Regions from separate parts of the Homo sapiens genome. Here region 1 is linked to region 2. Evidence: read pairs that join two places in POLR2A ChIA-PET (ENCODE). Cell type or tissue: PC-9. All regions are shown on one strand.

Evidence for each region. ChIA-PET counts read pairs that join two places held together with the same protein. Peaks named below come from ENCODE experiments on the same cell type or tissue, not always from the same donor. Only the 100,000 strongest peaks of a DNase experiment are listed, where the experiment ranks them.
Region 1: POLR2A ChIA-PET joins it to region 2 with 5 read pairs; 2 of 35 experiments call an interaction of 5 or more read pairs at or near these places.

The regions. Positions count from the first base shown.
Region 1 is chr1:24,138,681-24,142,680 of GRCh38, reverse strand. IL22RA1 (interleukin 22 receptor subunit alpha 1) reads left to right here. Exons shown (of 7, transcript NM_021258.4): 2 at 3,967-4,000. Among named protein-coding and RNA genes, the nearest start is that of IL22RA1, 2.5 kb to the left of the region's middle. In PC-9, no CTCF peak of the experiment used is centred here; no DNase peak of the experiment used is centred here; H3K4me3 peaks cover 172 bases.
Region 2 is chr1:24,565,959-24,569,958 of GRCh38, reverse strand. All of the region lies in intron 1 of NCMAP (non-compact myelin associated protein), which reads right to left. Among named protein-coding and RNA genes, the nearest start is that of NCMAP, 12 kb to the right of the region's middle. RefSeq lists enhancers at 199-701, 1,852-2,353. In PC-9, a CTCF peak has its summit at 1,682 (motif pointing right); a DNase peak (open chromatin) is centred at 1,778; H3K27ac peaks cover 282 bases.

The sequences.
Region 1 (4,000 bases), 430 kb after region 2:
CCATCCTTCCTCTGCCTCTCACTTGGCACTGGCCTGACAGGGGAGGAGGAGGAAGGACCGGGGGAAACGAAGCTTGAGTTCACTATTGCCTCCCTCCATGCCCCTGCAGGGCCTCTTTGGCCCCTTTTGTTATCATAGATCTGAAAGAGCATTTTCTCCTAGAGTGGCCAGGTCTGCTACATTAATAGGTCTTAAGACACAGGACTCATTTGGAAACAGGTCTTAAGGGCATAGTGTTCAAAGCCAATAAAGTGAGCGGAGTGGGGGGCTCATCATTATGGAGAACGTTACATGAGACCCTAGACTCTCTCTCTGCTCTCCTGGTGCATTGCATGAAATTCAGGGAACTTCCTTAGGAAGTCAAAGCATAGTCCTGATTGAGGATGGCGAGCAGGTATGGCCTCGGCCAGGCCCTCCTTGCTCAAGTGCAGGACGAGGCCCACGAAAAGGCAGAGCTTCCCACCTTCTCTGCCACTGTCCCGCCAGGGCTGCCTGCGTCTCCAGGGCTTCCAGCTCTGTGGGACCCCCTCCAGTCTGCTTCCCAGCATCAAGCTGGGCGTTCCAGGAAGATGTGAGGCACCCCCTTGAGGCACCAAGACACGTCCCTTTAGACCCTCAGCCATACTGGTTAGAAATCCTAGAGGCTCCCAGCCCTTTGAGATGGGGGACCCCAAGAAATAGCCCTTAGGAGATTGTCAAGGGTCAGCTGCCTCGCGCTGCACACACCGGGCCCTCACCCCCCCAATCTTAGGCTGACTCCAGAGCATGTGGAATTGTTTCTTGTTTGTGTATTTTTCCTTAGCTTCCCAGCTGGTTGACAGAACATTGTTTTTCCACATGAATGTGAAAAAACAAGTTGCCTTTTATAAATCCGCCAGGCTGCCAGGCTCCACACAACACATGTCTCCCCAGATTTCACAATATAGACTTTCACCCGGGAAGTGCCGAAGCAACACAGGCTGAGGAATGGATGATAGATTTGAGGAGGAAAAGGAGCGAGGAGGGTGGGAGAAGAGGGGGAGATCTTGTTAGACCCTGACATCCCTAAAAGACAGGAGTGGGCCTAGGTTCACTTACCCCACTTCAGGAAGCTAACTGCAGTTCCCTCCTGAAAAGTGGTGCCAACCTCCACGTAGCCCAGGGTCCTTTGCCTTGGCAACATGCCCCCACCTCAGCCACCAGCCTCCTTGCAACCCAGATGGGCCCTCTATTTCCCACCCAGAACACTGACCTCAACCAGCAACCGTTCCCGCTGCAGACTCTACCCCAAGCCTTGATGGAGCCTGGCTTCTCAAAGCCCACCCTCACCCTTCTGCCCTGACCCACCACCCAACCAGAAGCCACTGTTCAGGTCTGACCTTGACTGGACTCCTTTCCTCAACTTTAGACTCAGCCCTGAATCCAGGACCCCTCCCTCCAGAACTGACCCCAATTCCACCCAGCCTCACATCCAAACAAGATGTCAGCTACATCCTAAGGCTCCACGGCACAGCCGTCACCTTGCGTAGAGGCAGTAGACCCCTCCCCGCGCCATCCCTAAGGCCCCATTCTGGGGACTCCAGGAAGCCTGAAGACATTTTGCAGCTGCTGGGCCAGAACCCAAATTCAGAGAGGAGGGCAGCCTTCGAGGTTGGCCAGAGGATGTGCAGCGGGGTCGGACCATTCTTCCGTCCCCATCGGTCCTCGCCAAGCCTGAGGACCCCTCTTGTGTGTAGAGTTGGAGTAGGGGAATCAATAACTGTCTGCTCCCTCACACCTTGGGCCCACTGGCAGTCGTAGACGTGTCTGGGGAAGGAGAGGCACAGACATATTCAAGACACACACCCAGGCCGCAAGGCCTTGACCCAGCTGGGGTTGCTTAACATTTTCCCACCTGTTTATTTCCCACGCCAGCCGGCCAGGGCCTCCGAGCTCCGAGCCAGCTGCCAGCTTGGGCCGCCATTTTCCCGCAGGCTCTTGCTCTCCACAGCCCAAGCCTGGGGGCCTGAGGGAAGGGTTTTATAAGTTAAGGACTCTTTGTTTACAGTGCAGATTGCTTTAGAGGCTGCAGCCCCTCCCCAGCCCCTTCCTTGAGGCTCAGGCCCTCACTGCCCTTCCCTTAACAGAAGCAGAAGTGGGCTGGACAAAGACCTAGCCTGGAAGAGAGGGCTGTGGACTCTTCAATGGCCAGCTTCTCTTCTCCTCTCTCTTCTCCTCCTCCCTAAATTCATCCCTTTATCAGGTGCTCAGGTCCCTGAAGCCCCCCACCCTCATATAAAAGGGTGAACAAGATAGCCCCCTCCCTACAGAGCGAATGTCTTCCCTTCCCAGGTCTCCTCCCTTCAGACTCAACACATGTACATAGGGGCCTGTTAGACACTAAACACATTCACAGACGCCAACCCGCTCTATCCGCCCCACAACCAGTCTAGCACTGGGATGAATATTGTAGGTTCTTCACATGCTAACTGTGATGCTGGGCGGCAGCTCTCTCTGAGCCTCAGCTCATTCATCAAATGGGGATAGTGATAGTGGGCACGTTGTCGTGAGGATTTAATGAAGGGAGGGACTTGCCTGAAAGAGGCTGTGCACTTCACAAATGCCAGTGGCTGCTGTTGTCATTGTTGTTTGTCTTTCGGTAAATCAAACTATATCCATTTTAGAGATGAGGCAATTGAAGTTCTCGTTGCTTAAACAACTTTCCCAAGGCCACCCTGCCCACGTGTGGGCTCAGTCAAGAGCGCCTCCTCCACCATTGCTTCATCTGATCAACTTGGGGCAAGTCACTTCTTACACACTTTAGTTACATATCTCTAAAATAAGGGTGAGGACACCAACTTCAGGTTGTGTTAAAAAGTGAATGAGAGACAATACCAAGCATCAATGGCGATGTGGAGAAACTGAACCCCTCAAACAATGCTGGTGGGAATTTAAGATGGTGCAGCCATAACATCCTGGACAATATATGAGACCCCATCACTACAAAAAATTTAAAAATAAATTAGACGGATGTGGTGGTGCATGTCTGTAGTCCCAGCTACACAGGAGGCTGAGGTGCGAGGATTGCTTAAGCCCAGGAAGTCGAGGCTGCAGTGAGCCATGATCACGCCACTGCACTCCAGCCTGGGGGACAGAGCAAGACCCTGTCTCAAAGACCAAAAAAATGGTGTGGCCACTTTAGAAAATAGTTCGACAGTTCTTCAAAAGGTTAAAGATAGAGCTACTATATAACCTACCAAATTCCACTCTTAGATATATACCCAAGACAACTGAAAACATATGTCCACTTATAAAATTGAACACGGTGTTCACAGCAGCATTATTCATGGTAGCCAAAAAGTAGAAACAACCCAAATGTCCTGATGAGTGGATAAACAAAATGTGGTATATCACACAATGGAATATTATTCAGCCCTAAAAAGGAAGTACTAATCCATGCTACCACACGTGTGAACCTTGAAAACATTATGCTAAGTGAAAGAAGCCAGCCAAGCTCTATTTACATAAAAAGTCTAGAGTAGGGACATTCACAGACACAGGAAGTAGATTCGTGGTTGTCAGGGTTTAGGGGAGGAGAAGAATGGGTGGAGTGACTGCTAATGGGCATGCAGTTTCTTTTTGGGGTGCTAAAAATGTTCTGGAATTAGATAATAGCGATGATTGCACAACGTTGTGAAAATGCTAAGAAACCATTGAACTGAACACTGTAAGGTGGTGACATTTATGGAATGTGAATCACAACCCATTGCAAAGCAAAATGGCTGAGAATGGATGGTTGGTTAGAACAGCGTGGGGAGCATCCCCTCTTGCTGGTCCATTTGTAGAAGGCTGGGGGCCAGGGTCTCCCTGCCCACCCACCAGGCTGGCATCTTGAAAGCAAAGGCACTTTGCATGAAATTTATATGGGGCAGGACTCTGACTGAGCCCATACATGGGCAGGGTGACCCTGGGAAAGCCCCTGCTCACCCTCCTCCCACCCTCCTGCAGCTCACGCCCCTGAGGACCCCTCGGATCTGCTCCA
Region 2 (4,000 bases):
AATTTTTTTTAAGTGAGGAAACTGAGGCCCAAGGAGGTTAAGTAACTTGTCCAAGGTCACCAACTGAGGAAGGACGTGACCCCAAAGAATCTGACTTCAGAGTCTGCACCATGTTTTGAGGGCTTGAAAGTAAGAGGAGCATTTAATGAGCACTTACTGTGTGCCAAGCACTTTTCTAAAAACTTTATAAGTAAGCTTTTATTTGTATAGTTTAAATTTTTATTTGTATAACTCATTTCATTCCATGCCAGCCCTAGGAGGTGGGTATCATTATTTCCATTTTACAGGTAGAGAAACTGAGGCCCAGAGAGACTAAGTATCCTGAGGTCACACAGCCAGTGAAAGCGGCAGAACTAGGTAGAACTTAGGCCAAGTACACCACAGTTCATGCTTTTGACCACTCCACTTTACTGCTGCCGCTCAATCAATGAACATTGTTACTATTATCATTTGACTGGGACTTTATGAGGTGGGAAGGGAAGAATGCCAGTCTAGCTGGGAAGAACAATGGGAGTGAAGTCTGGGGAGGAGGGGGTGGGAATGGGCACATTAGGGAAGGAAAGTGTAGGATGTGGTGAGTGGGTGGGAGAGTGAAGGTCCCAGCACAGTGAAGTCTAGTGCCCAGGGAGGGCCAGAGTGGAACCTAGATTCAAGAAATATGTTGGGACTGGACATGGTGGCTCATGCCTGTAATCCCAGCACTTTGGGAGGCTGAGGCAGGTGGGTCACCTGAGGTCAGAAGTTTGAGACCAGCCTGGCCAACATGGTGAAACCCCGTCTCTACTAAAAATACAAAAATCAGTCGGGCATGGTGGCAGGCGCCTGTAATCTCAGCTACTCGGGAGGCTGAGGTGGGAGAATTGCTTGACCCCAGAGGTTGCAGTGAGCTGAGATCGCACCATTGGGCGACAGAGCAAGTCTCCAAAAAAAAACAAAACAAAACAAAACAAATATATTAGGAATTAAAGCTGTGGAAGAACTTCCTCCACAATAAGAAACTAGCATGCTCTGGGCTCTCAAGAACCCCTACATTATGAGCCGGGTATGGTGACGCATGCCTCTAGTCCTAGCTACTTGGAAGGCTGAGGTGGGAGGATCTCTTGAGCCCAGGAGTTTGAGTCCAGCCTGGGCAATATATCGAGACCCCTGTCTCTAATAACAACAACAAAAAGGATCCCTATTATGGGATTCAGTTTATTATGGATTCAGTTTGAGATGCTTGAAAATGAACCAGTAGTGGTCAGAGCCAGACTGACCTGGCTCGGCTGGGTGGCCTTTAGAAAGTTACTTAACCTCTCTGTGCCTTCATCTCCTTTTCTGTAAAGTGGAGGTAATAACAGGACCCTCTTCATGGGATTGCTGTTTAATACTACTACTAATAATAATAAATATAAAGTCTCTGGCAGTGTTTGGCACAAAGCAGCCCTTTAATATATTTCCTTTCTCTCCCCTCCTCCACCTCTAGGAAGATCTCCCCAAACCCCCAGCCACATGAGAATCGAGGTTAAAATCAGCAATGGATCTAGCATCACCGAGGTCCCTGGGGACCCCAGGTCAGTAAGGTGAGGGAGGAAGAAGACAGGGCAATGTCAAGCCATCCAGTTTCCAAATGTGTCTAAGACTGAGAAAAAGGAATAACTAGAACTTGTTTCCCTCTCCTTCCTGCTGTGTCAACTCTGAGTTATATAACTGAGCTTCTCTGTGAGGTGCCCCGTGCGGGCCTCCAGGAGGCAGGGTTGGCAGTGACATAAATAAATATTTCTGTGCTCTCTGCCCCCGGGCTCAGGTTCTGAGCAAATACCACAGCCTGAGAGGGAGGCCGTGACAAGGAGGAAGCTCTGGACTGTGAGTTGCCCCGTGTTCCAGGCCCAGCCCTGCCTGGAAGGATGTGAACGGGTCACAGGCGGGTGCCTAATTAGGTGACGAGCGGTCACGGGAGTGTGACCTGGAAGGAGAGATTCCAATACGGCCAGGGCGTCGCGGAACCCTCGGTCGATTCTCTCTATGGGTAGAATCAAGCCCACTCTCCTACCCCACCTGGTGTTCAATGCCCTTTACACTTCAGCCCCCGCCACCTCTCTCCTGCCTCCTCTCCCATCCCACCTGGGCACCCACATACTCCACACCCTGGCTCCTTGAGACTATTGAGTTTTCCCAAGGTTTGTCCCCTCTTTGGGAATGTCCTCCACTTCTTCCCTCCTCCATGAACTAGAAAGAGGGTGGAGACAGAGATCAGGACTTTAGAATTAAATTGGGGATTGAACTCCGGCTTAGTTATGTCCCCTTGGGCTCACAACTTAGCCTCCATGCCTGTTTCCTCAACTGTAAAGGAGGCTTTGCGACTCCTCTCTAGTTCCTTCTTGTTACACTCAAAGGAGATGATAATTGTTAATATTAAGTGTCAATCACTTAGCCTTACTGTATAGACCAGGCCTGTGTAAGGGTTTTGTGTGCATAAGTCACTTAGCAGTGCACGTTAACCCCCTAGCAGAATGCCTGGGCCCTAGTGGGTGCTGATAATGTCAGTTTCCTTTTTCTCCAAGACCTGCCCAAAGCCTCTCCTCCTATCTGAAGGAGGTCAGCCTCCTCTGAGACTCTTCACAGCATCTCATAGGTACCTTAGTTATAGCACTTATCACCTGAAAGTGTTGTTATCAGTAGGGAGGTCCGGCTTCCTTTCTATTCTAGGTGCTCCCTGGGGGACCTGCCTTACTTATAGCCATCCTGCCAGCACCCAGCACAAGGCCTGCTGTTTAGAAGGCACTTGAATGAATAAATGCGTGAATGCATGTGTGCGTATGGGCTGCGTGGAAGAGATGGGGTTAAGCAGGTGCCTGAGGATGGGTTGGCTCCGAATATACGCTTAACTCTCTGGGGTCCGGATCCCTGAGCTCGGGGCCTGGACCATCACAGCCCCTCTCAGCTCTGTGCAGACTCAAGGGACAAGTCACAGCCTCCTTTGTACTTTTACATTGCTTGGACTTGGATATTTTTCTAGTAAAAAACCAGGATATTTGTCCTGGCAAAGGGTTTTTGGGCCATGAGGCATCCAAGAGGGGATCTAGAAGCTATGGACTGGAATTTCCAGAATTCAGGTTTATGAATCATAGACTCACCTCTACAGTGCCTAGCCTGGCCTTGCACCCAGCATACAATAATTGTCTAATAAATGCTTAGTGGATTTGAGGCAGTGTGCTTTTTATGCCATTGTGGGGCTGGGATATGTCACTGTGAAGGAATAGAAGCCTCCAGCCTCTTCCCTGGGGAGCCACTTGTTGAAGGAATTAGAATTACAGACCTTTGCTTTCTGCACAGTTTCTCCATTGTTCCAAAAGCAATGATCATTTCCAACTTGCTACAGAATAAAGTTCTAATGATCTGTTGTGGGAATCAAGGTCTTCCATGAACTTGCCTCAGTCTTATTCCACCAGCCCCTGTCTCCTCTTCCCTTCCCCCGCCAGGCAGAATGAGCAATTTCCTGTCTCCAAAACCCACCAGTGCTTCCCAGCTATGCAAATTGCAGTTTCCAAAGACAGCCTCATAATATCTCCCATCCCATATTCTCTCCTGCAGTGTGACCCGGCCACTGCCCACATCAAGAGGCAGAGTCCATTTCTCCACTCCCTTGAAGCTAGGTGGGCCCTGTGACTGCTTAGACCACTAGAATATGTCAGAAATGGCCAGGCGCATGGCTCATACCTGTCATCCCAGCATTTTGGGAGGCTGAAGTGGGAGGATCACTTGAGCCCAGGAGTTAGAGACCAGCCTGGGAGCATTAGTCTGTTTTCTTACTGCTATAAAGAACTGCCCAAGACTGGGTAATTTATAAAGGAAAGAGGTTTAACTGACTCGAAGTCCAGCATGGCTGTGGAGGCCTCAGGAAACTTACAGTCATGGAGGAAGGAGAAGGGGAACCAAGGTAACTTCTTCACAAGGTGGCAGGTAGGAGAGGTGCCAAGCGAAAGGGGAAGAGCCCCTTACAGAACCATCAGATCTCATG